2 separate regions of the Homo sapiens genome follow, and region 1 is linked to region 2. A link is a loop called in an ENCODE intact Hi-C map of the cell type or tissue named here. Cell type or tissue: B cell. All regions are shown on one strand. Each heading gives the region's core, and the rest is flanking DNA. Links, peaks and the distances in the headings are about the cores only.

Region 1 (15,265 bases), core at 3,384-11,383, 72 kb after region 2:
GGGTCTTCCTGCAGACCAGGCATCTCCGTCCTGCCTTCCCCTGGATAACGCAGTAAGGGAACCCCACTGTAGGACACAGCGCAGACAGAGAGACAGCAAGCTCGACGAGAGTCACGTGCAGTCACCACCAGCTGAGGCTTCTTGTTCTCCACCAAGGTGCTGTCGGGGTTAACCCTGCTCGTGGGACAGTTGGGGTCTTCATGGAGATGCCCCCTTTGCCGGCAGCTTTCTTCTCTGCACGGGCCAATAGCCTCTGCTTCTTTTCTTGCCCTGTCTCTGGTCTGTACCATGGTCCAGCTGATGCAGTTGAGGAGCTGTTTTCTCGGTCCAAGGCCTGGATGAGTCGGTCACTTGCAGGAGGCACTTTCAGCTGCTCGTGGAGGTCAGCCGTTTGCCACTGCAACCAGATGTAGTTGGGCCATTCAACAATCAACAAAGCAGGTGAGGTCCCTTTTGGGCTGGATAGCCTGTTCAATGCCAGATTCTTAAGCCTTTTCTCAAATGCCGAAATTCTTTTTTTTTTTTTTTTTTTTTTGAGACGGAGTCTCACTCTGTTGCCCAGGCTGGAGTGCGGTGGCGCGATCTTGGCTCACTTCAACCTCTGCCTGCTGGGTTCAAGCAATGAGCAATGAGCCACTGTGCCCGGCCTCGACTGCCTTCTTATTTCTGCGATTGCCACCAGATGCTGCTGCTGCAAACAAGTCCCGCTCAGCCAGAGGCCACCCCTGCCGTGGCTGCGCTGTAGTCACCGTGGATCTGGCTATAGTTTGATGCAGTAATACGGGAGCTAAAAAGAAATTACTTAGGCAGTTGGTGAGGGTAAGAGAGTCCTCGGTAAGGCATCCCTTTTAACAAAAAGCAGCCCCCACATCATTTCTTTTCTAACAAAGAGCAGCCTGTAAAATCGAGCTGCAGACATTGACAGGCAAGCTGGAAGCTTGAACGGGTGAATGGCGGCAGCCGTGCCAATCGGAAAAGGCTACCTGGGGCCAGGCATGTTCAACATGGAGGCTTCATCTTCCCTTTTCCTTATCAACCACCTGTACAGTAAAGGAAGCAGCAACATGATGCCAACCAGGTAGAGAATCCATTTGCATAATAAAAGATTAGGGTGGGGCGGCCAGCTTCTTCTTGCACTATGTAAATGGCATACCTGGTCCCGCAATCTTTTGGGCTCTGTGTAAATCAGACACTGCCTGGCCGGGTGGGTGCGGCGGCTCTCGCCTATAATCCCAGCACTTTGGGAGGCTGAGCCGGGTGGATCACCTGATGTCAGGAGTTTGAGACCAGCCTGACCAACATGGTGAAACCCCGTCTCTACTAAAAATACAAAAATTAGCCGGGCGTGGTGTGCATGCCTGTAATTCCAGCTACTCGGGAGGCTGAGGCAGGAGAATCCCTTGAACCTGGGAGGCAGAGGTTGCGGTGAGCCGAGATCGTGCCACTGCACTCCAGCCTGGGCAACAAGAGCGAAACTCTGTCTCAAAAACAAAACAAAACAAAACAAGGCAAAACCTCCAAATCAGACACTGCCTCCTCAAGCTCACCTATAACACCCAGTGCATTTCACCTCGGAGCCAGAAGACCGACTTGGGAGCCCCTCCCTCTCTGCAGGAGAGAGAGCTTTTCTTTCTCTTGCCTATTAAACCTCTGCTCTTAAACTCACTCGTCGTGTGTGCCTGCATCCTCAATTTCCTTGGCATGAGACGATGAACCTTGGGTATTACCTCAGACAACGAGCTTCAAAAGCTTAATGGAACAGACCGTCTACCCCTGTTGTGCCCTGCTTAGCTCTGTCCCGGAAGCCACTAGGCACCTAGGCTGTGACAGTTTCAGTCTTTAACCCCCAATGACAGCTTGCTCAGGGCACACCCAGTCCCTCCTTAGTGCTGCTGAGCAACTGCACCGTGTCCTCGGGCTCCAGAGGAAAAAACACTTCAGTTCATAGCCCTGCTCAGCAGAGGTCCTCAAAGCACATCTTCTCAGCCTCTATCTGGTGAGGGGGCACCTTCAGCCTGTGCCAAACGCGGCTTCCCTCACAAACCCTACCAGGCCTTAGCACTGATACAGGATTCTAGGGACTGAATGTTTCTGTCCTCCCCACCCCGGATTCATAGGTGGAAGCCCTACTCCACAGTGTGATGATATTTGGAGGTGGGGCCTTTGGGAGATAATTACATTTAGATGAGGTTGTGAGGGTGGGGTCCCCACGATAGGATTTGTGCCCTTGTTGGAAGAGAAGGAGGCCAGAGTGTGCTCTCTCATCCACGTGAGGACACAGCAAGAAGGTGGCTGTCTGTAAACCAGGAAGTGAGCCCTCCCCAGACACTGGATCTGCCGGTACCTTCACCTTGGGCTTCCTAGCCTCCAGAACTGTGAGAAAGAAATGTTTTTTTTTTGTTTAAGCCATTCAGTCCGTGGTGTTTTGCAATGGCAGTGCAAGCTGACTAAGACACAGGGTCACTTGTTCTATTTCCTCTTCAGTCATGATGGGCTTCCCTCGGGCCCTTTGGTGCCTTTCCCCGTCAGTGGACTTCAGCTAGAGCCTCTGTTCATCACAGAGGTTCTAAGGACATTAGATCTCCAAAAGAAAGGGACTAGGGTCTCAAATTTCTTTGCTTCACAGAAGCTTTTTGGCCCCACCTTTCAGTGACCTGTCTGCAAACCAAAACTGGCAAAGAAGGGCAGTCTCCCCTGAGCCACTGGAGAAGTCCTGCCTCCCCTGCCTGGGGTAGGCGACGGCTGGCTTCCCACTTAAACAGTTAAGGGGAGCTGCTCAGTGCTTACAAAGTCATTTGCTAACTTGCCTAGACAAAGAAGTTATTAGTAACTTTTACATGTCAGCTTGGGTAAACAAAACAAGTTTAAGTTCCTGTAATCAGGCAGCATGTTTTTATTATTATTATTATTATTTTATTATTTGAGATGAAGTATTGCTCTGTCGCCCAGGCTGGAGTGCAGCGGTGCAATCTCGGCTCACCACAAGCTCCGCCTCTCAGGTGCACACCATTCTCCTGTCTCGGCCTCCGGAGTAGCTGGGACTACCGGCGTCCGCCACCACGCCCGGCTAATTTTTTTGTATTTTTAGTAGAGACGGGGTGTTTCACCGTGTTAGCCTGGATGGTCTCCATCTGCTGACTTCGTGATCTGCCCACCTCAGCCTCCCAAAGTGCTGGGATTACAGGCGTGAGCCACCGCGCCTGGCCACCATGTTTTATTATTAAAAGTTAATGGGGGCCGGGCATGGTGGCTCACGCCTGTAATCCCAGCACTTTGGGAGGTCGAAGCGGGCGCATCACCTGAGGTCAGGAGTTCGAGACCAGCCTGGCCAACGTGGTGAAACTCTGTCTCTACTAAAAACACCAAAATTAGCCGGGCATGGTGGTGGGTGCCTGTGGTCCCAGCTACTTGGAAGGCTGAGGGGGAAGAACTGCTTGCACTTGGAAAGCAGAGATTACAGTGAGCCAACATCGCGCCATTGCACTCCAGCCTGGGCGACAGAGTGAAACTCCATCTCAAAAACAAAACAAAAAAAGTTAATGGGAAGAAAAGCTATAGCCAGCAAAGGTCACAGGCAGGCTGGGTGGCTATGAGACCCCTCAGAGAGGCTGGGGCTGGGAAGGGGTGTAGGGAGGGTAGATTACATTCAGACTGACTCATGCTTACCTCAGGCTGTGAGATCCCAGCCCTCTGGGCAGATCCTGAGTCTGGAGCAGGCTTGGCTTATACCAGGTGGGGCTGGGAGACCCCTCCAGCAGGTCCCTGGAGGCCATGGCAGATGTAGCTGGGCCCAGAGCATTACATGCCATGAATGGGAGGAGAGCCGCCGTTCTGTTTGATTTTCTCTCAGCTCTCCTGTCCTTCTCAGCAAAATTAGTTTGAGCCTCTGCCTCAAAACTTGCAAAGTGAGGCTCTGAAACCCCGTCAGTGAAGATATGCTCGCATTTGGTCTTTAAGGAAATAGCTCTGAGGGACTCTCGAGGCAGTCTGTGAAGGAGGCAGGCTGCCAAGACACCGTAGGGTGATGCTGGGGGAAGAATCATCACTGGTAACCCCGATTGCAGGGAGCGGTGGTTGGCGGAATCCCCTGGCGGGAGGCGCTGTCTTCCCAGAGCAGGAGTACAGTGTCCTCTGGGTGGAGAGAACTCAGCAAGGCTGAGGGTGGGGTTGCTCAGCCTGTGCAGATTCCCTTACTTACTTGTCCCGTCTCCCCACTTCCTAATTTTACTATAAAAGAGGGAAGGAACACGAAAGTCTGTTAGGGCAGAGAGGCTGTGGATTGCATTTAGTGTATCAAGAGTAAAACTCAAGAAGCTCTTTTTCAAATAATCTTTTAAATTTGGGGCTTATAAATGCAATCGTCCTGGTTTCTGAACTCCATGTAATAGATCTGGGGATGAAACAGAAGCTATCACGGTCTCAGGCCAAGCTGCCTCAACACCTTTAGGGGCTTCGCAAGCCTTTTTCGACTCTAAGATGTGAACCAGAAAGTGTTTTTGTGATTCAGGCTAGGATGTCTTACCAGTTGGCAAAAGAAAGATAATAAGTAAGTGTAGCCAAATAGTTCTCAGGAGCTGAATAATTGAATACTCTTAGCTATGTAAGAATGATCTCTTTACTGTTTAATGTTTCACTTCAGCTACTTAGAAGTATAATGCAGATTGATTGACCTCAAGTGATCTTCCTGCCTCAGCCTCCCGAGTCGTTGGGAGTACAGGCGTGCAACACCAGTCCTGGCTAATTTTTAAATTTTTTGTAGAGACAGGGTCTTGCTATGTTGTCCAGGCTATGAAGGTAATTTTATATATTATCTTAAATGATTTTGTGCATGAAACAGTTTCGATGGCATTTTGACTGAAACCTGTCACATGAGGTCAGGTGTGACATTTTCCACTTGTGGCTCAGAAAATTTTGGATTTTGGTGCCTTTCGGATTTTGGATTTTGGGATTAGGGTCGCTCAACCTGTATTAAAAAATAGTTGGGGTGCAGGGGAGTCTCTCTTCTTTCAGACTGGCACCTGCAGCTGTGACCACACGGTGGCGCTGCTATCCTGATGTTGGGAACATAAGAGAAAAAAGAAAAAAACCCAACTTCCTAAGGGCGAAAGAGTAAACTAGAAATATGAAATGAGGTTTAATACTGATTGCAGTAATTTTTAAAACTTTGCCTTTTACATAAAAAATTGTGGTAAAATACACACCACATAAAATTTAACCGTTTTTAAGTATGCGTTTCTGTTGCACGCGGCACATTCATTGCTGTGCAACCATCCATGGAACTCTTTTCATCTTTTTTTTTTTTTTTTTGGAGAGAGAATCTCGCTTTGTCGCCAGGCTGGAGTGCAGTGGTGTGATCTCGGCTCACTGCAACCTCCGCTTCCTGGGTTCAAGCGATTCTCCTGCCTCAGCCTCCTGAGTAGCTGGGACTACAGGCGCCCGCCACCACGCCCAGCTAATTTTTGTATTTTTAGTAGAGACGTGGTTTCACCATGTTGGCCAGGAAGGATGGTCTGGATTTCTTGATCTCGTGATCCGCCCTCCTCGGCCTCCCAAAGTGCTGGGATTACCGGCGTGAGCCACCGCGCCCGGCCAGAACTCTTTTCATCTTGTGAAACTGAGACTCTAAATCCATGGAACAGCAACTCCCCATTCCCCGCCCACCAACCCCTCCCCCTGGCGACCACACCATTCTACTTTTTGTCTCTATGAATCTGACTACCTTAGGTAGTGGGATTATGCAATATTTGTCCCTGTGTGACTGGGTTATTTCACTCAGCATAATGTCTTCAAGGTTTATCCATGGTGTAGCATGTGTCAGAATTTCTTTATTTTTAGTTTTTGAGATGAGCCTGGCTCTGTCGCCCAGGCTGGAATGCAGTGCCTCAATCATGGCTCACTGCAGCCTTGAACTCCTGGGCTCAAAAGATCCGCGTCTCGCTCTTGTTGCCCTGGCTGGAGCGCAATGGCGCAATCTCGGCTCACTGCAACCTCCACCTCCCGGGTTCAAGCGATTCTCCTGCCTCAGCCTTCTGAGTAGCTGGAATTACAGGCGCCCGCCACCGTGCCCGGCTAATTTTTTTTTTTTGTATTTTTAGTGGAGATGGGGTTTCGCCATGTTGGCCAGGCTGATCTCGAACTCTTGACCTCAGGCGATCCACCCACCTCAACCTCCCAAAGTGCTGGGATTACAGGCGTGAGCCACGGCACCCGGCCCAGCTTTATTTATTTTTATAAATTTATGGGAAACAAGTGTAATTTTGTGACATGCATAGATTGTGGAGTGGTGAACTCAGGGCTTTTAGAATCTCCATCACCCAAACAAATGTACCTTGTACCCATTCGGTAACTCCTCATCATCCAGGAATATTTAATTTGAAATTAATTTTATATGAAAACAAACAAACATATTAGATCCTATATACTTGTGGCAAGTGGCTCTCCTGGAGTTTGCTGTCTTTTGACAGGCAGGTGTGTAGGTGGAAACTCTGGAGGGTGAGGTTCTGGACTGAGGCTCTTCCAGGGGTGGCTGAGGCACCATTTCTCCAGAAAACCCTCCCTGGACACCTTATTTCTGGGGTCCCACTCACTCCATGCTTGTGAACCTGTATATTTTCCTCTTATTTATTTATTTATGTTTTGAGATGGAGTTTCGCTCTTGTTGCCCAGGCTGGAGTGCAATGGTGTCATCTCGGCTCACCGCTAACTCAGCCTCCCGGGTTCAAGCCATTCTCCTGCCTCAGTCTCCAGAGTAGCTGGGACTACAGGTGTGCGCCACCATGCCCGATTAACTTTTTTGTATTTTTAGTAGAGACGGGGTTTCACCATGTTGGCCACGCTGGTCTCGATCTCCTGACCTCGCCATCTGCCCGCCTCAGCCTCCCAAGGTGCTGGGATTACAAGCATGAGCCACCGTGCCCAGCCTTATTTTCCTCCTAACTGTGCTGTTCCTGAAGGCAGGGTCCCTTCATTTCTGTGCTTCTGGCACAGGGAAGAGCTGCCACGCTATGGGCATATGGTGCCCCCCCACCCCCACCCCCCAGGACCCTCTGGTTGTGCTTGGCTTCAAAGAACCTTGTGATCTTGTCGAGAAGACAGAAAACCATTTGGTTCTGATACAGGAGTCGGGCAGGGAAGTGCTGGGGAGAGAAGGGCGGGTCTCTGGCTAGGGCTTCACCCCCGGGCCTGTGCCCACGGACCTCGGCAAGGACAGGCATTTCTGTTTTCATGCCCAAATGTTGCATTTCCCAAGACCATCCTGGCCTGCCACACCCGTATCCTGTGCCTATAAAAGCCCTGAGACCCTAGCGGGCAGACACAGAAGTGGCTGGACGTCGAGGGGAACGCACGGGCATAGGAGTACACTGACAGGTGGATGCCGGCAGGTCACTGACCAGCAGAACGATTTGCGGAGTATGGCCGAGGTGGTTGGAGGAGGCCCGGGCACTGGGTGGCCCGACTCCGGGCCGGGGGAAACCGCCTTCCCACTCCATCCCCCTTCTGGCCACCCCATCCACCTCGCTGAGAACTACCACTCCATAAAAAACCTTACACTCATTCTCCAAGCCCACATGTGATCCCATTCTTCCAGTACACCAAGGCAGGAACCCCAGGACACAGAAAGCCCTCTGTGCTTGTGATGAGGCAGAAGGTCTAATAGAGCTGATGAACACAAGCCGCCTACAGACGGCAAAACTGAAAGAGCCCCCGTCACACACGCCCACTGGGGCTTCAGGAGCTGTAAGCATTCACCCCCAGATGCTGCCGTGGGGTTGGAGCCCCACAAGCTGCCCGTCAGCAGGCTCCCCCTAGAGGTTTGAGCAGTGGGATTCTGAAAAAACGAGCTATTCCCGCTGTCACACGCCCTGCGACGGGGACAAGGGAACCTTTCCTGTTTCCGTTCCTGTTTCCAGTCCCCAGTGCCCTTGTGGTATTTCAAAAGCATGCATGTCGGCCGCGCACGGTGGCTCACGCCTGTAATCCTAGCACTTTGGGAGGCCAAGGCGGGCGGATTGCCTGAGCTCAGGAGTTGGAGACCAGCCTGGGCAACACGGTGAAACATCGTCTCTACTAAAATACAAAAAAAAAAAAAAAAAAAAAAAAAAAATTAGCCAGGCGTGGCGGCGAGCGCCTGTAGTCCCAGCGACTCGGGAGGCTGAGACAGGAGAATCGCTTGAACCTGGGAGGTGGAGGTTGCAGTGAGCCGAGATCGCGCCACTGCACTCCAGCCTGGCAACAGAGCCAGACTCCGTCTCCAAAAATAAAAATAAAAATAAAAATAATAAATAAATAAATAAATAAAATAGAAAGCATGCATGTCCTTTCAATGTAGAGTATCCACACCACAAAAAATCCTGGGTTACATGGATTTTATAAACCAGGCAGGGGGAACGAGGCCTCTAGCAACAAGACCACAACAAACATTGCAGATGCAGATAAATGCAGAACACGGTAGATTAGGGAGGCGTGATCCACTCCAGGGGCTTTCCGGGACTGATAGAACACTGCTTTACAAAACAAAGAGAAGCAGAGTTTAGAAACCTGCAGGGTGTCACTGCTCGCAGGAAACACCAGTCCTTATGAGCTGTTGCAAAAGCTGGGGACTTTCTGGTGTTTGAGCTGCTGATTTCATGGTTTTAAATGGGGCTTCTTGTACCTCACCCTGCCTTTCCAGTGCACCCAGTGGAGACGGAGGGACAGTGGCCCTGGGGGCCAATGACTTGAGAAGGAGACACAGATCTGAGGCCAGCATAGCCAGGGGTCAGGGGTCAGGGACCAGCTGGGCAGGAGCAGGGATGTGTCTTCAGGACAATGGGGCTCATGGGATTGGGGTCAATGTGTGTGAGTGTGTGTTCCTGCCTGGATTGTTTATTCAGCTTCTGCCCTGGCATCTCACCTTAGGGTCTAACAGGGACCTCAAACACAAACACCGTCTATCCCAAATTGAGCTCTTTTTAGTTCCTCTTTTTCTTTTCTTTTCTTTCTTTCTTTCTTTCTTTTTTTTTTTTTTTTTTGAGATGGAGTTTTGCTCTTGTTGCCCAGGCTAGAGTGCAATAACGTGATCTCAGCTCACTGCAACCTCCGCCTCCTGGGTTCAAGGGATTCTCCTGCCTCAGCCTCCCGAGTAACTGGGATTACGGGCACGTGCCACCACGCCCGGCTAATTTTATATTTTTAGTAGAGATGGAGTTTCACCATGTTGGCCAGGCTGGTCTCGAACTCCTGACCTCAAGTGATCTGCCTCCCTGGGCCTCCCAAAGTGCCGGGATTACAGGCATGACCCACCGCGCCCGGCCCTTTCAGTTCCTCTTTCTACATTGCGCGTTTAACCCATTCCTGCCCCCTCTTCCCGCTCAGTTAACCCTGCTGTCACTTTCTCAGCAGCATACAAAGCTTCTTCAGGAAGCCTTCCTTTCCTCGCCCACAGGCCCTCCCCAGCCAGTGCTGAGTTGATGGTTCTTCCTCCAAGATTCACTATCTACCCTTTTGTTTTTTGAGACGGAGACTTCGCTCTTGGCGCCCAGGCTGGAGTGCAGTGGTACAATCTTGGCTCACTGCAACCTCCGCCTCCCGGGTTCAAGCGATTCTCCTGCCTCAGCCTCCTGTGTAGCTGTGATTACAGGCGCCTGCCACCATGCCCAGCTAATTTTTTTTTTTTTTTGTATTTTTAGTAGAGATGGGGTTTCTCCATGTTGGCCAGGCTGGTCTTGAACTCCTGACCTCAGAGGATCCACCCACCTCAGCCTCCCAAAGTGCTGGGGTTACAGGCGTGAGCCACCGCACCCTGACATGATCTGCTTTTAATCTGACATCTTCTCACTGTTGTCACAGCCACCTCCAGTCCCAAACACCATCGTCATCTCTCTTTTGGGACTTTGGCAACAACATCCCCTGCCAACTCTCACCCCTAAAGGTTCATCCTCATACAGCAGCCTGAAGGTGACTTTAAAAAATGTAATCAGGCTATGTGTCGCCTTGTTTAACTCATCAATAATTCCCTATTTCACAGAGAAGAAAACTCTTCCGGCCTTCCATGCCCTGGAGGTCCCCGTGATCCAGCCCCTGCCTCCCTCTCTGGCCCCATCCTCTGCCTCCTCTGCTTTCACTCACTGGCCTGCTCCCTCTTCCCCAGCACATACCTGCTGTGTAATATGTGAGTGAATGAGCCAGAGACAGGCAGAGAGAGAGCCTGTGGAGGAGGGAACAGCCGAAGTACGGAATGAGGCAGATAAACACAGGAAGACAGAGACCAGGGGAAGTGGAAACAGATGGCAGAGAGGCCAGGGAATTCTCTCGTGATTTGGGGAACCCCACTTTCTCCAGGGTCCCACCCCTTGTCTTTGTTAGAATTGGGCCTGGGACAGGCTGCTAGTGGGGTTGGGGCTGATGGAGGTGTGGGAGCCGGGAGCTGGGTTCAGGACTGAGTTCTGGACCAGGCTGGAGATGGGCCGGGGTAGGAACTGGGAATTCGTCCCTTCCCAGGAGTTGGCTCTCCTGGGCTCCGCATTTTTGTGATTGGGGGTGGGGAGGGGGGCTGTCTAGGAGGGTTGGTGTTTCCCCTTTCTCTCACATCTTTTTTGCTTCCTGCTTTTGAAGTTCCCCAAATTGTTGGTGTCTCCAAATTCCCAACCAGGAACTGATGCTTCTGCTCCCATCCGCCAGCCCGAGCTGCAGGAAGCTGGGGCCTTCCTCTGGGGCTCAGGTGCCAGGTTCTCCAGCCCGCCCATATTGACTCCTGTCATTCCCCAGGGGAGTAAATATAAGTCAAGCACCTGAAGCTCAGGGGGAGGGAAGCAGAGCTTTTTCTGCAGCAACTGGAGGAAGTTAAAATGAGTAAAGGAATTGATTTTCTTTTCTTTTTTCTTTTTTTTTTTTTTGAGATGGAGTCTTGCTCTGTTGCCAGGCTGGAGTGCAGTGGCACAATCTCGGCTCACTGCAACCTCCGCCTCCCGGGTTCAAGCGACTCTCCTGCCTCAGCCTCCCGAGTAGCTAGGATTACAAGCGCGCATCACCACACCCAGCTAATTTTTGTATTTTTAGTAGAGACGGGGTTTCACCACATTGGCCAGGATGGTCTTGATCTCCTGACCTCGTGATCCACCCACCTTGGCATCTCAAAGTGTTGGGATTACAGGCGTGAGCCACAGTGCCCAGCCAGTAATTGATTTTCTTTGAGTACCTACCATGAGAGTTAAGGAATTGATTTTCACTGAGCACCTACAATGTGAGGGCTTTGCTTATACAAAAAAAAAAAAAAAAAAAAAAAAGGCTCAGTGTTAGACACTTTGCCTTACATTAACCTGTTTAATACCAACAAGAACCGAGTGAGGCAGGTATTATTATACCCATTTCCAGCTGAAGAAACTGAATATCAGAAACCTTGAGTCACTTATCCAAGGTTCCCTTATGGCTGGTAAGTGGCAGAACCAGAATTCAAGATCACGTTTGATTCTGAAGGCCCTGCCTGGCTTCCCACAGGGAGTCACTTTTACATGCGTCTGACTCTTTTTTTTTTCTGGGTTGGTGCTGGGCTTGGACATTGAGTGGTGAGTAAGGTAGTTCCTGAGGTCAGGGAGCTGGCAGTCCAGACAGGGAGAGGGGCACAAAGCAGGAGCTGAGGCCATCAGTGCCTTCATGCAACACAGATTTATGGGGACAGACCAAGCACAGGTACCTTTCTAGGTGCTGGGGATTTAGGACTGAGTGAGCCTAAGTCTCCATGCCTGGCTGTATGTGCAGAAAGATAATAACCGAAATACATAACATTCATTATCAAATGGCGATGAGTGCTGTGGAGAAAAACAGAGCAAGGAGGAAAGAGGAGAGGGGTGTGGTGGGGGTGCACAGTCTCCTGATGTGGGGACACGGGTAGCCGGGGCATGAAGCCCACCCTCTTAGCCTCTGGGCCTCTCAGACTGGTGCCGGGGGCCTGTCCATGTTTGCCCTGTCCACTTGCCTGGTGAAAGGGGGGTCCGGGGTGGCGCTGCTGCAGGTGGTCTTGGCATGGGTGGGGCGCTGTCTCCGGTGGCCTGCCTTGGACCCTGCCATTTGGCATGTGGACCCTAAAGTCAAGGAGAGCTTTTCATGTTCATGCTGGTATTTGTGTACTGAATGAACTGTTTATCATTTTGTTTCCTTAAAGAAATTGTCAGTTTGTTAAAGTACATTTTAAATCTAATTTTTCCTTAAACTTCTTGTAAGTTCAGCTTATAAAAGTAGTTATTCTTTTTTTTTTCGAGACAGAGTCTCACTCTGTCACCCAGGCTGGAGTGCAATGGCATAACCTCAGCTCACTGCAACCTCCGCCTCCTGGGTTCAAGCGATTCTCCTGCCTCAGCCTTCAGAGTAGCTGGGACTACAGGCAAGTGCCACCACGCCAGGCTAACTTTTTGTATTTTTATTAGAGACTGGGTTTCACCATGTTGTCCAGGCTGGTCTCGAACTCCTGACCTCAGGGGATCCACCCATCTCGGCCTCCCAAAGTGCTGGGATTACAGGTGTGAGGCACCGTGCCTGGCCGTAATTATTCTTTTAATAAATTGTGCTAAATAAGAGCCACCGACTTTACCTTCTCACTGATTATTGCATAATAATGAAAGTCAAAGACACGAAACTCTCTTAAATAATCAGCTTCATTCACAATGCAGTTAAATGCCTAGAAACATTTTTAAACTGAGTTTACACATTTGGTGTATTTTAAGGATTTGATTTTAACAATCAAAAACTAAGTAAATAAGGCAAATTAATATTCATAAGGAATCTCAAGGACTCTTCAACATTCCAACATTGTTTACAAACCTAATCAAATTATTTCATACATTTCAACTGAAAAAGAAAGCACGAGTCTAAAATCAAGTACTTCATTTTGTATTTTAATTTGCTATCACAGGCTAATTTCAAATCTTTTAGTATGCTGAATTTTCTTACACATTATAATACCAAATATAGATTATCTTAAATTTGGCACAAATGTATTAATACTACATGTTGGATTTACTTTGTTGCCTATATATTTAGTTTCAAACCTTCCTAGGTCTGGAATACACTTTCTTGAGGGAAAAGCATTCGCATTCTGTATCCCCTGGGGTTGCCAGGCGTTGCCTGGGGCTGCTTGCTGGACAGAGTTCTGACACTGAATGTATGCGGTCTGGGCTGCTCGTCACTAGTATAATTTTCCTGGAGCCACAGGGAGAAGCTCTCTATCCCGTTCTAGTTGCTAAATCCATGCTCTCCAGATGGGATTGAACTCACAGCCCATATTTCTTGGGTTCTATATTTTTCCATATTCCATATATTTTTTTTTGGTTGACCTGAATAGTTGGAATACTGAACCACCACTATGGTTGCAACTAAGTTCCTTCACTTTCCTGCTGGGGTGAACACAGAATTCTTTTTTTTTTTAACATTTTATTATTATTATACTTTAAGTTTTAGGGTACATGTGCACAACATGCAGGTTTGTTACATGTGTATACATGTGCCATGTTGGTGTGCTGCACCCCTTAACTCGTCATTTAGCATTAGGTATATCTCCTAATGCTATCCCTCCCCCCTCCCCCCACCCCACAACAGTCCCCGGAGTGTGATGTTCCCCTTCCTGTGTCCATGTGTTCTCATTGTTCAATTCCCACCTATGAGTGAGAACATGCCGTGTTTGGTTTTTTGTACTTGCGATAGTTTGCTGAGAATGATGGTTTCCAGTTTCATCCATGTCCCTACAAAGGACATGAACTCATCATTTTTTATGGCTGCATAGTATTCCATGGTGTATATGTGCCACATTTTCTTAATCCAGTCTATCATTGTTGGACATTTAGGCTGGTTCCAAGTCTTTGCTATTGTGAATAATGCCGCTATAAACATACGTGTGCATGTGTCTTTATAGCAGCATGATTTATAGTCCTTTGGGTATATACCCAGTAATGGGATGGCTGGGTCAAATGGTATTTCTAGTTCTAGATCCCTGAGGAATCGCCACACTGACTTCCACAATGGTTGAACTAGTTTACAGTCCCACCAACAACACAGAATTCTTTACCATTTATTCAGTGTGAGCAGGATCCAACTCTACCAGGCATTTATGATTGACTTGTGTGGATGACCTTATGGGGGAAATGCATTCTTTTCAGCTCCTACAGTGGTCTCCACCTGTCCACCTCCTGGGTGGGTTCCTTTGGCTCAACCTTTTTCCTTCTTGTAGGGACCAGCCCCACAGGGTCTGTGGGTCTCTCCCCGTGTGCGGTGACAAGAGAGTGTAGAAATAAAGACACAAGACAAAGAGATAAAAGAAAAGACAGCTGGGCCCGGGGGACCACTACCACCAATGCGTGGAGACTGGTAGTGGCCCCGAATGTCTGGCTGCGCTGTTATTTATTGGATACGAAGCAAAAGGGGCAGGGTAAAGAGTATGAGTCATCTCCAATGATAGGTAAGGTCACGTGGGTCACGTGTCCACTGGACAGGGGGCCCTTCCCTGCCTGGCAGCCGAGGCAGAGAGGGAGAGGAGACAGAGAGAAAGACAGCTTATGCCATTATTTCTGCACGTCAGAGACTTTTAGTACTTTCACTAATTGACTACTGCTATCTAGAAGGCAGAGCCAGGTGTACAGGATGGAACATGAAGGCGGACTAGGAGCGTGACCACTGAAGCACAGCATCACAGGGAGACTCTGGTTAGGCCTCCGGATAACTGCGGGCGGGCCTGACTAATGTCAGGCCCTCCACAAGAGATGGAGGAGCAGAGTCTTCTCTAAACTCCCCCGGGGAAAGGGAGCCTCCCTTTCCCGGTCTGCTAAGTAGCGGGTGTTGTTCCTTGACACTTTTTGCTACCGCTAGACCACGGTCCGCCTGGCAACGGGTGTCTTCCCAGACGCTGGCATCACCGCTAGACCAAGGAACCCTCTGGTGGCCCTGTCTGGGCATAACAGAAGGCTTGCACTCTTATCTTCTGGTCACTTCTCACTGTGTCCCCTCAGCTCCTATCTCTGTATGGCCTGGTTTTTCCTAGGTTATGATTATAGAGCAAGGATTATTATAATATTGGAATAAAGAGTAATTGCTACAAACTAATGATTATTGATATTCATATATAATCATATCTAAGATCTATATCTGGTATAACTATTCTTGTTTTATATTTTATTATACTGGAACAGCTCGTGTCCTCGGTCTCTTGCCTCAGCGCCTGGGTGGCTTGCTGCCTACACTTCTGGGGTCGCACAGGACTTTCCCTTGGATCACTCACGCTTTGCTTTCACACTGCAAGGTT
Region 2 (15,265 bases), core at 3,181-11,180:
TAAAAATACAAAAAAATTAGCCGGGCGTAGTGGCGGGCGCCTGTAATGCCAGATATCCGGGAGGTTGAGGTAGGAGAATCACTCGAACCCGGGAGCCGGATGTTGCAGTAAGCCGAGATCGCGCCATTGCACTCCAGCATGAGCAACAGAGCGAGAATCTGTCTCAAAAAAAAAAAAAAAAAAAAGAAAGAAAGAAAGAAAAGAAAAGGAAAAGGAAAATACTTTTAATTAATTAATTATTAATTTTTGAGACCGAGTCTCACTCTGTCGCCTAGGCTAGAGTGCAGTGGCACGATCTCGGCTCACTGCAATCTCTGCTGCCCAGATTCAAGCCATCCTCCTGCCTCAGCCTCCCTAGTAGCTAGGATTACAGGCGCCTGCCACCGCGCCCGGCTAATTTTTGTAGTTTTAGTAGAGATGGGGTTTCACCATCTTGGCCAGGCTGGTCTGGAACGCCTGACCTCATGATCCAACCGCCTCGGCCTCCCAAAGTGCTGGGATTACAGGTGTGAGCCACCGTGCCAGGCCAAAATTTTTTTTTTTAGAGATGGGATCTCACTATGTTGCCCAAGCTGGTGTTGGGCACCTGGCCTCCAGCGATCTTCCCGTCTACATTTCTTTTTATAAGAGTTTTGGAAAAAATTGACGAGATTGCTATTTAATTTGGAGGGTCTGCTTTAAAGTAGATTAAATATTTCCTGAAATTGGGTTCTGGTGTGGATTTGGAGACTGGCATATTAGGAAGTCATGAGTATCTTATTAGATTCGGGGGTTTGGACAGGGGATCCCCAACAAATTAGAGGACTTGTTATTTGGATGTTTATATTAGAGCAAGAGTAATATTTGCACTAATTGCAACATCCCTGTTAGTGGATTGGGAGATAGATGTGATATAGAAAGGGATGATTTAGCATATATTAATTTGGGGGGCCAACAAGGCTCTGTGGTTCCTTAAACTCTTGAAGAAACATGGGCTGCCTATCAGGTGGGGCTGGACTGCAGGGGAGAACTATGCTGGTTAGAGTAGGAGATGCCTTGGAATCTGAGGAGATGCTATCCACAGCACCAATCTTGCGGGGGTTTGGTGGGAGAGGCAGTGTAGATCCCTTGGGGGTTCTTGTGAGAGAAGTGCTGTTTGTTTCCCTGGACTCTGGGAGGCCAGTAGTGACGAGATGTCCAGTGAGGTTTTGGAATGGTTTGGGGTCTCGCGATGTTGGGGTTGGGGGATTAGATGGGATGGAATAAGGGGTCCCTGAGAACTAGAGAGATAAACTGGTAAATTTAAGTCTGTCTTTAATTGTAGAGGGGTCGGAATAGAAGTATACTGTGGAAAGTGAAGTTCACAGAGAAACAGCGTGAACCAGGGAAGTTGGTGGCTAAGAGGGTCTCCCCTCACCCCTCTCTCCCAACGTGACGCTCTTCCTTACTGCGCAGGCGCCGTCACCCCCCCCCCCCCCCCGCCGCAGCCTCCAGTTGCCGCGGCCGCCGCAGCCCCCGCCCCTCTGCCCCTCCCCCTCCCCCAACCCCCGGGACCCTTGATATCCCACCTACCCCCTTCCCTCAGTCCCCCTCCCCTTCTCCATGTCGGCTCGGAACAGATTCGCCTCCATGTGTCTCTGCGTGGTACGTGCCGCGGTATGGGCTCCGGCCCGCTCCCCCTTCCCGGACCCCCGCAAATATCAGGGTGCAAGCTTCAAGCGCTGTCGCTCTTCCTTCTGCTTGGTGCGGGGTCTCTGGGTTGCAACTTCTCGTGGACAGGCGCCGTGGGTCGCCCCTCTTATCATTCACTTTGACTCACACCCCTATGTTTTGGGGGTGCAAGCCTCAGTTCCAGGTCATTCTGTGCAACTGGGGCTCTGGTGAGGAGGGGGCCAAAGGGGAAGGAACAACAGCGACTCCGTCCGTGTCCCCCATTCCCCAGGCCTTTTACTTGTTTTAAGCCCTAATATATTGGGGGTGCAGATATGTCCCAGTAGCATCTGAGTTGTCTGGGTTAGGGCCCTGAGTCCCAGTAGGATAAAGGATGGGGGGGGTCCTCCTTTCCCGTCCTGCTTTAGTTGCCCTGTAATCCAAGACTGAGAGGTGCTGATCCCCCACCGCCCCAGCCCCCCAGTCTGCAGTTTCAGAATTACTCTCCCCCGCCCCCACCCCCACCCCTCCCGACGTTTCTCCCCGCCCCCCTACATGTACGTCGAAAATTTCCAGAGACTGAACCTAGTCCCTAACCTCTTCCAGCCACATTCTGGAAACCCTGGCACCCATTTCTTGTTCCCCATTTTCTCCATGTTGCCTCCCAATCCTGAGGAGCCTTTTCTTCAGTGCCAGACACCACCCTCCCTCCATGGGGGTGGGGCAGGGAGAGGTATTGGGGGCTCGCTGAGATAAAAGTTTACCTTCATTTCCTCCCTAGAATAAATGATGAAATGGCCCTCCTCATGTTTCCATTTTCTTTGGGTGCACGCTGACATTTCCTCCTCAGATTCAGGAATTTTCTCTCTGAGGTGGAGTGAAGATGGAGAGGCACTGGACTCAAACCCTCCCCCAGACTCCAAAACTTGGAGCTTTGGTCCTAATTTACCTTGCAGGGAATTGGAGGCCTTGTGAAGGAAGAGTGGATAGCGGAGAGCGGCTTCCACCCCTTCCCCCAGGTCTCAATTCTGGGGCTTGCCCCTCAGCTTGTGCACTGCCCAGGTAGAAGACCACCTTCTCAGGATGTGGAATGAACAGTCTCTGTTGGTTCATAGAACTCCTTTATTCAAGACAGCTCAGCCTTGGAGGAGGGCTATTTTGTGTGTTCTCCTATTTTCCTTCTCTACTTTTTGTGCCCATCGGATTGAAATCTGGAGTTCAGGATTCTCTCCAAGTCTGTGGCCCAGAGAATAGACTCAATCTTGCTGAGCCCGTTTTCCTTCTTTAAGACTCTTTAAATGTATCAGGGTGCTTCTTGATTTGAGTTGTCTCTGTGTTCTGGGTTTGAGAGTTTTCGTGCTGACAGGACCACTTCCCTTCTCCCATTCTCTTACTGTACCCTTACTCTACAGCCAAAGTTGTGTTATATTCTCAGCCTTGATTCATCATCTTTAACATTTTCAGAATCCTACTCAAGGATTGGCCATTGACCTTGATAAGCTTCCTCCCATTTGATCTCGCAGCTGCTGCCCTCTAAGTATTAGGGCACTCTCAGCCTCTCAGAAACTTTTGGGAGGGAAATTCTGCTCGCCCTCTCTCTTTTTTGTTTTGGAGATGGAGTCTCACTCTGTCGCCAGGCTAGAGTGCAGTGGCATGATCTCGGCTCACTGCAACCTCCGCTTCCCAGGTTCAAGCAATTCTCCTGCCTCAGCCTCCCATGTAGCTAGGATTACAGCCATGTGCCACCACGCCCAGCTAATTTTTGTATTTTTAGTAGAGATGGGATTTCACCATGTTGGCCAGGCTGGTCTCTGACCTCAGGTGATGTACCCACCTCGGCATTATAAGCATCAGCCACTGCTCCTGGCCTCTCTCTCTTTTTGAGACAGGGTCTTACTCTGTTGCCCAGGCTGGAGTGCGGTGGCGTGATCATGGCTCACTGCAGCCTCCACCTCTTGGGCTCAAGCAATCCTCCCACCTCAGCCTCCTTAGCAGTTGGGACTACAGGTGTGCACCACCATGCCTGGCTAATTTTTGTATTTTTTGTAGACAGGGTTTCACTGTGTTGCCCAGGCTGGTCTCCAACTCCAGCTCCTGGGCTCAAGCTGTCTGCCTGCCTCAGCCTCCCAAAGTGCTGGGATTGCCGTGCCTTCTCTTTTTACCCATGTGTACTGGGCGGTGCATTCTGTCTTCTTCAGTTCCTGAGGGATCCCTGCGTATGATACCTTCCCCTTCCTGAACCTGGAGCTTGGAGGGTCAGTCTCTGTGGAGGCCCGTTCCAGAGGAGAGGAGCAGGCGAGGGCAGAGGCGGACACGGAAGGACCCAGGCAGAAACGCTGTCTTCTTCTGCTGTCTCCATCTGCCCTTTTCCTCCTTCTCTGGCCCCCAGTTAATCTCATTTTACTGTTGTCCCTATTAAGCTAGCACAGGAGGCCCTTGGGATGGCAGCTGATTAACTGGGCAGGGAGTCAGGGGTCATGTTGGGCCTTTCACCCCAAAAGAGCAGAGGGAGACCAGAAATTCACTCTGAGGCTCAGCATGCTACCCTCCTCCCCAACCAGGGAGGCTGGCACCCATTCTTGCCCCTGTCCTGAGCCCTGCTGTCTCTGTTCTTCCCCTTCCTCCCCCAGCCCATGCCCTTATAGCATAACCGGATTAGCTGGCTGGGCTGTGGGCTGTTGCAGGGGTAGGGCCAGACTCCCGGGGCCCCTCTGTTGACTGCTTGGAAACCAGCAAGGGCAGTGAACTGGACAGGCTTAGCCTTGTCCTGTCTCGGGGGCTGATACCAAGTACCTTCTGGTGGAAGGGGTGACTTCAGTCCTTGCCTAAGGAGTGCAAGGTAAAGGAGAGCCAATCACCTGTGGGGTAGAGGCTGCAATGGGGAGACTGAGGCCATGGAGGTGGGGCGCGGGGAGGATGCCATGCAGAGTAGGAGCAGCCAGAGGGGTAGGGGAGGGGAGGCTAGAACAAGAGTGAGTCTGAGATGGTGAGAGAAGCAAGGAAGTTGGGGACTGGAGGCAGAGAATGGAGATGTGAGTGTCGGGGCTAGAGCTCTGAGAAGCTGGAGGGACTCGAAGATGAAGGTGGTGGGGAAAGGGGTGAAGACACAGATGCCAGAGGGGCTATGCCCACCAGAAGGCCAGTGTCCCAGGATGTGAGGAGTAGGAGTTGGGGGATGGGATTGGGACCTGGGGATTGATGAGAGGTGCTGAGGCCCTGGCGGGAGAGGGGGCTGTTGGGAGAGTGGAGAGAGGGGAGCCAATGGGCTAGAGGAGAGGGAGGGGGAGGAGCTGGTCAGGCCCCAGGGCCTTCCGCACTGCACTGGCTGGGGGAAGAGGCGGCGGCCAGGGCGGCCAGCCTGGAGCCTGAGGCACCGGGCTGGCCCCAGTGACACCTCCGTCCCCATCCCCAGAAATACCGCTACCAAGATGAAGACACGCCCCCTCTGGAGCACAGCCCGGCCCACCTCCCCAACCAGGTAAACGCCCCCGAGCTGGTGCACGTGGCGGAGAGGAACTTGTCCCACCTCGAGGCTGGCCACGGGGTCGTGGGCCACGCCCACCTCTCCCCCTTCAAGGTAGGAGACCCTGGTGGCCCCCTCCCCAGTGCGGCCCTCGGAGCCTCGGAGCTGCAGCAATCCCTAAGGGCCGGTAGGGTGAGAGAGAGCCGTGGGGAGGGGGATGCTGGGACTGGGGGCGGGGGTTTGGGGCTTGGGCTCCTGGGGTCTGGGGGAGGGGGCGTTTGTGGGGCTGGAAACACCTTGGTCCCACAGAGGAGAAACAGGCCAGGCCAATGGGAGTGGATGTAAAGCCTAAAGCAAGAATGTGTGTGTGCGCGCGTGCCTGTGCGCGTGTGCTGTGTGTGTGCCTGTGCGTGTGTGCATGCATGCGTGCCTGTGTGTGTGCTGTGTGTGTGTGTGCGTGCGTGCGCCGTTTGTGTGCCTGTGCGTGTGCTGTATGCGTGTGTGTTGAGGTGTGTGCATCCCCCAAGAGGCCCCCACGCCTGGGACCTCTTCATTCCTTCACACCCCCAACCTCCATTTCCATTTTCTGTGTCCAGAGCTCTGTTCCAAGCGCCTGCTGCCCTCATTTGCTCTTGTCCCTTCCCCGCCTCCTCCCCCTACCTCCGCCTCTGGGCCTGGCTCGCCCTGTCCCCAAGTCTCCAGCTCTTTCCATCTGTCTGGCCTGAGACTTCACATGGTGGGGCCTTGCTGCCTCGTCCCCTGCCCCAGCTTTGCTCCACTCCTGAGTTCTCTTCCCCCTCTGCAGCCTTTCCTCCCTGCTGGCTGGCTGGCTGGCTGGCTCTTGATGCTGTCTCTCTCTTCCTCCCACGCATTCTCCTCTCCCTCTCCCTGATCCCCAGCCCAGGCCGCTGGGGCCTGATCAGTCCTTTCCCTCATCAGTCCTCTCCCTCCATCAGCCAGCTCCCCTTTCCCATGTTCCCTCTTGCCTATTCATCTTCACCTTCCCTCTTTTCCTCCTCCCCTCTCTCATCCTCTTGGGTTCTCACCTCTGCCATATCTTCTTTCTATCCCCCTCTGCCCCCTCCATCATCCCCCACCACCTGTTTCCCTTTCTCCTCTCTGCTCACAGCGTCCTCCTCTCTCCAGTCCCGGGAGGCCTGGTTTCTGGGACCTTCCATTCTCCAGTCCACTTTCCATCTTCCCCTTCCTCCATCTCCTCTTCTGGGGACACAGGATGGGGAGGACTGGAGAGCACCAGGCAAGCTGTGAGATTGAGGGGACACTGTGGGGTCAGGGTGGGGATTCTAGGATGTTGTGGGATGCTCTGGGAAGGGGGAGGTTGCTGACATTTCACCAAGAAGATGGGGAGGAGGTCTCTGAGCCTAGGGAGCGGGCAAGCAGGTTCTGGAGTTAGAACTGGCAAGAGAGGAGTTGGGGGATAGGAAGGGTAAGAGGTCCTGGGTCAGGGGCCAGATAGGGATAAGACTGTGAGATCAGGGCAGTGAATGAGGCTGACAGAGCAAGGAAAGGAAGGCCCTGGAGACAGGGATGGTACAGAGTGTTTGTGCGAATTCTGTGGATGCTAGGAGTGAGGGAAAGAAGACTAGAGATGCTTTGTGCAAGGCAGGGCCATTAAATCCCTGAGCAGGGGGAAGAGGAGGTAGGGAGCCTGAGGGGTGGTAGTTAGTACAGAGCTGCTGCTGATCAGAGCTCAGGAGCAGAAGGGGGTGGAGGGAGAGAGTGTTGGAGGCCATAAGCATGGGGTGGAGGTCTCAGGACAAGGCCTCACCTGGGGAACAGGAGAAGCCCCAATTTTCAGAAGAGAGGGGAGTTGATTGAGAAGTGTAAGATTGTTACTTGAGAATAATCTTGAGGGTATGAAGGTAGGGTAAGGGAGAATGGTGATAAACTCTCTGGGGAATCAGAAATTGAGATGGAGTAGCTGGGTGGGGTGGCATGTGCCTGTAGCTACTCAGGAGGCTGAGGTGGGAGGACTGCTTGAGCCCAGGAGTTCAAGGCCGCAGTGAGCTATGATCACACCACTGCACTCCAGCCTGGGTGACACAGCGAGACCTTGTCTCTGGAAAAAAAGAAATTGGGATGGAGGATGAGGCCACATTGGTAAGGGATGGGGCTGGAGGGTGCGACAGGGCCAGGGAAGCGGATGGAGAATGGAGGCTGGGGTTGGAAGATGGATGTTGAAGGGCGAGACAGGGATGGAGATGGAGCATGTGGGATGCGGGCAGAGATAGGGATGGGAAGCAAATGAATGTCGTAGTGGATGAAGGTGGGTGTGCTGGGAAGGAGGTTCCAGGATAGGGATGGGGATGGGGATTGAGGATGGGCTATGGGATGGAGGACGGGCTATGGGATGGAGGACGGGCTGCGGGATGGGGGACGGGCTGCGGGATGGGGGACGGGCTGCGGGATGGGGGACGGGCTGCGGGATGGGGGACGGGCTGTGGGATGGGGGACGGGCTGTGGGATGGGGGATGAACACGTGGATGAGATTTTGGCAGTCAGTGACTGTTGGTTGGACAACAGCATTTGCTGATATGTGAAGGGTTGGAGGGTGGTGTTAATAGATTTATGGGTGTGAAATCTGTGATACAGCTTGAAAATGGTCGGTAGTTTGTAGGCTTGAGAAATAGCAGTAGGAGAGGGGAGGGACCCCTTTGGACGGGGAGAGCGGGAAGGAGACTGGGGAATCCTTGCGCTTGGGCGACTGCAAATACATGTTTCTTTAAGGAGGAAGTAGGTTGGGGACCCCGGAAGGAGGCTCTTGGCGGCCTCCCCCCATTGCCATAGAGACGTGGCTTCGGTTGCCCTGGCAATTGGGGAAGCCCCTAGGACCGGGCTAAAGCGGGCCCCGCCTGGGAGTCTAGAGACCAGGCGATTGACGTCAGGGACCTGGGCACGCCCCACTTTAACCCTTTCCCGAATGAAGTGGGGGGAGGGAGTAGATGAGCGGGATAGGACCCGGATGTCTTTCACCACTCCCAGTTCCTGACGTCCTTTGCACTGCGTAGGGTGAGGGGCGTAGGGGAGCGAGGAAGGCAGGTTATTCAGGATGCGCTGCGCCCACAAACCTCTTCAGCCCGGCCTCCTCTCGGCCTGGCTAACGTGGGGCGGGGCCCAGGGCAGGAGAGGCGGGGCTAGCGGATCCCTTCTGCGCTCAGGAGTTTGGTCGGCCCCAGGCCACGCCCCACCCCCCTGTTGTCCTGACGACAGGGCCTCCTGGAGGTGGGTCTCCCCGGGTCTTGACTGGTCCTAGATACCGTTGCTAGGCAACACGGTCCTTAGAGGAAGGGGTGGATTGGACGGCTGGTTGGTGAGACCGAGGGAGGGGCCTGCAGCTGGGGAACCCCGGATTCCCGGGGTGCAGGGTTTAGGGCAAATGTCTGTGAAAGTGAGGGGCAAGTCTAGGGGAGGGTTATGAAAATATCTGGGTAGATATGGGGGGTTGGGGGGATGGGGCAGGAAATGGGGACCAGGACCCGGTGGACATGATCCCTGGGGTGTCCATGTGTAGCACATAAGGCATGTAACACCCTGTGGTGTTACATCCGGTGAGAAGCTCCCTTCCCCCAAGCCTACCCCCCTCTCCCCACTCTTTGCCATCTGCTGCTCCCCTCTCCGTCTGGCTGTCTCCCTTCCCGCTTCTCCTACACCTCCTTCCACATGCAGGGGGCCCCGGGCTGGGCAGAGTTAGATCCTTGCGCGTGTGCATCTGTGCGTGTGTGTGCGCGTGCGCATGTGCACGCGTGTGCGTGTGTGTGATGTGGATTGAGGCTGGGCCCTTGAGCAGCTCTCAGGGTGGCGGAGTGGGCTTGGCTAAGAGGCTGAAAGGGTAGCCACGCTGATGGGACCCTCCGTTATGGGCTCCCTCTCGAGTCAAGGCTCAGGCTGCTTTTTGTCTCTTGTTTTCCCAAACAGGCCAATTCTCCCCCAGTGATTGTCAACACAGATACCCTAGAAGCCCCAGGATATGTGAGTTGTTTAGATTTTGGGGCTGGGGCCATTGCAGAAGGAAGGAGGGAGTAAGGGAGGGCAGCAGATGACGGGCAGGTGGTCAGACAGGAATGTCTGTCTCACTGCTTTTGTGTTTCTGTCCCGTGCTGGAGTTGCAGGTGAACGGGACCGAGGGGGAGATGGAATACGAGGAAATCACATTGGAAAGGGTGAGCAGGCTCCTCCATCGGCAGTCCCCGTGGCCTCCCGTCTGTACCTTTCTTTCTGCCATGTGGTCTGGGTGGCTAGCCCCTCACCCTGTGCCTTCCTCCTCTGGCTGCTCCAAGCCATTTCCCACCCCACTTGCCTTGCCAGACTTGGGCAGTGAGGGGAGCTGACCCTCTTCCCCTCCTTCACCCAGGGTAACTCAGGTCTGGGCTTCAGCATCGCAGGTGGCACTGACAACCCACACATCGGTGACGACCCATCCATTTTCATCACCAAGATCATTCCTGGTGGGGCTGCGGCCCAGGATGGCCGCCTCAGGTGGGGAGAGGAGACAGGGGTTAGGTTGCTTGGTCCCTGGAGAGGGAGGGCCAGGGCAGCAGGAAGCTCTTGGCTCAGGCCCACCTTGCTGCTCCCAGGGTCAACGACAGCATCCTGTTTGTAAATGAAGTGGACGTGCGCGAGGTGACCCACTCAGCGGCGGTGGAAGCCCTCAAAGAGGCAGGCTCCATCGTTCGCCTCTATGTCATGCGCCGGAAGCCCCCGGCTGAGAAGGTCATGGAGATCAAGCTCATCAAGGGGCCTAAAGGTAGTAACTCATTTTGTTCCCACCCCCATCCCAACTGTCCTGTGCCCCCAAGCCTGCTTCCTGGGCACCCACCTCTGGCCTCCCCTCCATCCAGGTCTTGGCTTCAGCATCGCAGGGGGCGTAGGGAACCAGCACATCCCAGGAGATAATAGCATCTATGTAACAAAGATCATCGAAGGGGGTGCTGCCCACAAGGATGGGAGGTTGCAGATTGGAGACAAGATCCTGGCGGTGAGGACTCCATCTAGCCCATTTTCTAGCCCAGATTTGGGTCTCACCTACTAGCCCTGGCAGGCCCAAGTTCATCACTTCACCCCAGTGCTTCTGTCTTGGGCCATTTGTGGCTTTGTCTGAGCTTTGCTTTCCTTGACTCCAGGTCAACAGTGTGGGGCTAGAGGACGTCATGCATGAAGATGCTGTGGCAGCCCTGAAGAACACGTATGATGTTGTCTACCTAAAGGTGGCCAAGCCCAGCAATGCCTACCTGAGTGACAGCTATGCTCCCCCAGACATCACAACCTGTGAGAGCCCTTCAAACACCAAAGTTCCCCATGACCCATCCCGTTTAACCCATGACATGCAGTCCCACGACATCCCTGTAGCTGTCCCTCTTCAGATATTCCCTATGAAATAGCCACAACCTCTGATCCTTGCTGTTGTTGGAGAAGAGATGGAAAATCAATTACCATAAAAGAACTAGAAAAGATCGTCAACGATCTCTCTCCTGGAAGGCACAAAGCCTGGTTGGTTTTATGGCTAATTTTGTGAAATTCTCAAGGAATAGATAATTCTTCTGCTCTTCCAGAGTACAGGAAAAGATAAAAGATTTCACATTTCATTTTATAAGGCCAGTTCGAATGGTCACAAGGATAGTGTAAAATAAGGAGAGTATAGACCCGTTTTGCTTCTGAATAGAGATACAAGAGTTTACAATAATATAGTAGCAAAGCAAACATGGCAGCATGTTAAGGGAATAACATAGGGTTTGTTTCAGAAAACTAAAGATGGCTCAATATTAGGAAATCTCTTAATATGATTCATATATTAAAACGTTACGGGAGGCTAAGTGTGGTGGCTCATGCTTGTAATCCCAGCACTTGGGAGGCCAAAGTGGGAGGATTTGAGACCAGCTAGGGATTTGAGACCAGCCTAGGCAACAAAGCGAGATCCTGTCTCTAAAAAAATTAAAAAAATTAGCACGTGCCTATACTCCTTGCTACTTGGGAGGCTGAGGCTGGAGGATCGCTTGAGCCGAGGAGTTGGAAGCTGCAGTAAGCCAATGATTGCGCCACTGCCCACCAGACTGGGTGACAGAGCGAGAGGAGAAAACGATGTGATTATCTTAAATAGACGTGAAAAAGGCATTTGGTGAAATTCACCATCTCTTTTGGATGAAAGCTTTTAGTAAACTAGGAACACAGAAATTTTCCTTAAGATGGTGAAGACTAGTTATCAGGAACCAGTAACAAACATTTTATAATGATACAATTTTAGCAGTGTGTCCATTAACTTATTTTTTAATTTAATTTTAATTTTTTTCTTGAAATGGAGTTTCGCTCTTCTTGCCCAGGCTGGAGTGCAGTGGTGTGATCTCAGCTGACTGCAACCTCTGCCTCCCAGGTTCAAGTGATTCTGCTGCCCCGGCCTCCCGAGTAGCTGGGATTACAGGTGCCCACCATCACGCCTGGCTAATTTTTGTAGTTTTAGTGGAGACAGGGTTTCACCATGTTGGCCAGGCTGGTCTCGAATGCCTGACCTCAGGTGATCTGCCCTCCTCGGCCTCCCAAAGTGCTGAGATTACAGGCGTGAGCCACCGCGCCCGGCCTCCGTTAACTTACAAAGAGGGCAGGGATGCCTCTTCCCACTGCTATTATTCTTCATTGCTTTAGAGCAGGGTTTCTCAGTGTTACTCCTGACATTTTTGGACCCAATAACTCTTCATTGTGGGGGGTTGTTCTGTGCCTTGTGGGATATTAAGCAGCATCCCTGGCCTCTGTCTATCAGATGACAATGGTACTCCTCCCCCTCAGTCATAACAATTAAAAAATGTTATGACAGAATTGCCCCAGCGAAATTATGGTGGTTGAGAATCACTGCTTTAGAGATTTCAGACAGTGTAACAAGACAAGGAGAATAGTTACATTTGGAAGGGAAAAACAAAAGTTATCTCTATTTGTAAATTATACTACTGTGCATCTAGATCAAAATCTAAGTGAATTAACTGGAAAAATATGCAAAGTTAAGAATGTGGCTATTTGTTGGCTGGGCGAGGTGGCTCATGCCTGTAATCCCAACACTTTGGGAGGCCAAGGCGGGCGGATCACCTGAGGTCAGGAGTTTGAGAACAGCCTGGCCAACATGGAGAAACGCTGTCTCTACTAAAAATACAAAAAAAAATTAGCTGGGTGTGGTGGCGAGCGCCTGTAATACCAGCTAATCCTGAGGCTGAGACAGGAGAATTCCTTGACCCTGGGAGGCGGAGCTTGCAGTGAGCCAAGATCTCACCACTGCACTCCAGCCTGGGCGATAGAGCGAGACTCCATCTCAAAAAAAAAAAAAAAAAAAAACCAAAACAGGCTGGGCGCGCCGGTGGCTCATGCCTGTAATCCCAGCACTTTGGGAGGCCGAGATGGGTGAGTCACCTGAGGTTGGGAGTTCGAGACCAGCCTAACCAACATGGAGAAACCCCATCTCTACTAAAAATACAAAATTAGCCGGGCATGGTGGTGCATGCCTGCAATCCCAGCTACTCAGGAGGCTGAGGCAGGAGAATTGCTTGAACCTGGGAGGCGGAGGTTGCGGCGAGCTGAGATCGCGCCATTGCACTCCAGCCTGGGCAACAAGAGTGAAACTCTGTCTCAAAAAACGACAAAAAAAAAAAGGAATGTGGCTATTTGTAAGATAAATAACAGGAATTAGTAACTTCCCAGCAATAAGAAAATGTAGTGAATAAAAAGCCCCCTTTTGCCATAGAAAAAATTTCTATAAAATTATTAGAAATAGAAACTTGACAAGAAATGTAAGATTTGTATGAAGAAAATGACAAAACTTTACTGAAAGACATAAAACAAGACTGGAAGGGGTGAGGAGTCACACCGTGTCTCTGGATGGAAAAACTTAATATGCTAAAGATCTCAACCGGCTCCAAATTAATCTACATTCCATTCAATCCTAATCAGAATTTTAATGTTGTTTCCCTACTGGGAACTTGGAAGGTTGACACTAAAGTTTGACTGGAAAAATTTGTGTGGAAAAGCTAAGACATTTTGGAAACAAATAATGAGGTGTGGCAGCCCCTACAAAATATGAAATAATACTGTAAAACCATATTAAAATCATGTGGTACTATTCCTAAATACCATAACCTAACAAAAGGAACCTGGGCTCCTTGGAAGAAGGGTCAATTTAAAATCTTTTTTTTTCTTTTCTTTTTTTTTTTTTTTTGAGACGGAGTCTCGCTCTGTCGCCCAGGCTGGAGTGCAGTGGCACGATCTTGGCTCACTGCAAGCTCCGCCTCCCGGGTTCATGCCATTCTCCTGCCTCAGCCTCCCGAGTAGCTGGGACTACAGGTGCCCACCACCACGCCTGGCTAATTTTTTTGTATATTTTAGTAGAGATGGGGTTTCACCGTGATAGCCAGGATGGTCTTGATCTCCTGACCTCATGATCCCCCCACCTCGGCCTCCCAAAGTGCTGGGATTACAGGCCTGAGCCACCGTGCCCAGCCAATTTAAAATCTTTGGCAATAAATCTGTAAGATGAGCTTCTAACTTCTTTCATACTAGAGAGCAAGGAAGGTATCCAGGACTAATAGGGTCTCAGCAAAGACACAGGATCCAAACTGAAGGTGCTTCTACTGTCCAGTGAAAACTCGTTAAATATATTAAAATCTTTAAGATCATAATAATACTTAAAAATATTTTGGCTGGGCGCGGTGGCTCATGCCTGTAATCTCAGCACTTTGGGAGGTTGAGGCAGGCGGATCACCTGAGGTCAGGAGTTCGAGACCAGCCCGCCCAACATGGCGAAACCCCGTCTCTACTAAAAATACAAAAAATTAGCCAGGCGTGGTGGTGGGTGCCTGTAATCCTAGCTGCTGGAGAGGTTGAGGTGGGAGAATCCCTTGAACCTGGGAGGCAGAGGTTGCAGTGAGCCAAGATCGCACCACTGCACACCAGCCTGGGCGACAAGAGTGAAACTCCATCCCAAAAAAATAAATAATTAAAAAAAAAATTGGAGGATGCTAGGCAATCTCATTCATTCTGAAATTGGTGAATGAATGGAAAGAGGCATGCAGAGAGAGGCATGCATTTATCCTCCCTTTCATGTACCAGCTACCTCAGAGAGTAACCAACAGGTTGACATAGGGCTGTTTTTTTGTTTTTGTTTTTGCTTTTTTTTTGTTGGAGGCAGGTCTTGCTTTGTCACCCAGCAGGCTGGAGTGCAGTGGTGTGATCTTGGCTCACTGCAACTTCCGCCTCCTGGGCTCAAGCGATCCTCCCACCTCAGCCTCCCGAGTAGCTGGGATTACAGGCGAGTGCCATCATGCTCAGCTAACTTTTTTTTTTTTTTTTTTGAGATGGAGTCTCACTCTGTCACCCAGGCTGGAGTGCAGTGGCACGATCTTGGCTCACTGCAACCTCTGCCGCCCGGGTTCCAGCAATTCTCCTGCCTCAGCCTCCCGAGTAGCTGGGATTACAGGGCCCTGCCACTGCGCCCAGCTAATTTTTGTACTTTTAGTACAGATGGGATTTCACCATCTTGGCCAGGCTGGTTTTGAACTCCTGACCTTGTGATCCACCTGCCTCGGCCTCCCAAAGTGCTGGGATTACAGGCGTGAGCCACTGCGCCCAGCCTCAGCTAACTTTCAACTTTTGTCTTTTGTAGAGATAGGGTTTCACCATGTTACCCAAGCTGGAGGAATTTTTTTTTTTTTTTTTTGAGAGGGAGTCTCGCTCTGTCACCCAGGCTGGAGTGCAGTGGCACAATCTTGGCTCCTTGCAACCTCCGCCTCCTGGGTTCAAGCAATTCTCCTGCCTCAGCCTCCCGAGTACCTGAGATTATAGACGTAAGCCAGCACGCCCAGCCTATTTTTGTATTTTTAGTAGAGACGGGATTTCACCATGTTAGCCAGGCTGGTCTCAAAGTCTTAACCTCAAGTGATCTGCCTGCCTTGGCCTCCACAGTGCTGGGATTACAGGCATGAGCCATCGTGCCTGGTCGAGATTTTTCTTTTTTACAGAAGAATTCCCACTAGTAAATGACAATCACCACCATTTTGCAGTCCTTGATACTTATCAGAACCAGGCGGTGATTGTCAGTGTGGCTAAAACTTACCTGAAAGGCTGATGGGGCGCTAGATAATGGATGGACTGGGCTGATGACCCTGAACCTACCATTAATCTTAC

The links. A loop is a pair of places that touch in the nucleus more often than their neighbours do. Peaks named below come from ENCODE experiments on the same cell type or tissue, not always from the same donor. Only the 100,000 strongest peaks of a DNase experiment are listed, where the experiment ranks them.
Region 1: a loop joins it to region 2, with 17 times the contacts of the local background. A loop is called at or near these places in 3 of 110 quality-filtered maps.

Annotation. Positions count from the first base shown.
Region 1 is chr17:7,126,200-7,141,464 of GRCh38, reverse strand. LOC105371512 (a long non-coding RNA gene) reads right to left here and starts at 10,218. Exons shown (of 3, transcript XR_934191.3): 1 at 10,137-10,218; 2 at 3,667-4,227; 3 at 702-787. It also overlaps the pseudogene RPL7AP64. RefSeq lists enhancers at 7,730-7,839, 9,970-10,507. In B cell, for the core only: CTCF peaks have their summits at 4,818, 5,027 (motif pointing right) and 7,812 (motif pointing left); DNase peaks (open chromatin) are centred at 5,044, 7,824, 8,514, 10,644 and 3 weaker places; H3K4me3 peaks cover 2,115 bases; H3K27ac peaks cover 3,823 bases; H3K27me3 peaks cover 1,120 bases.
Region 2 is chr17:7,198,016-7,213,280 of GRCh38, reverse strand. DLG4 (discs large MAGUK scaffold protein 4) reads left to right here. Exons shown (of 20, transcript NM_001321075.3): 2 at 5,042-5,107; 3 at 9,029-9,082; 4 at 9,214-9,273; 5 at 9,465-9,589; 6 at 9,688-9,857; 7 at 9,952-10,088; 8 at 10,234-10,378. Among named protein-coding and RNA genes, the nearest start is that of DLG4, 12 kb to the left of the region's middle. RefSeq lists enhancers at 1,223-1,737, 1,738-2,252, 8,062-8,111. In B cell, for the core only: no CTCF peak of the experiment used is centred there; DNase peaks (open chromatin) are centred at 5,564, 8,010 and 8,080; H3K4me3 peaks cover 1,512 bases; H3K27ac peaks cover 3,031 bases.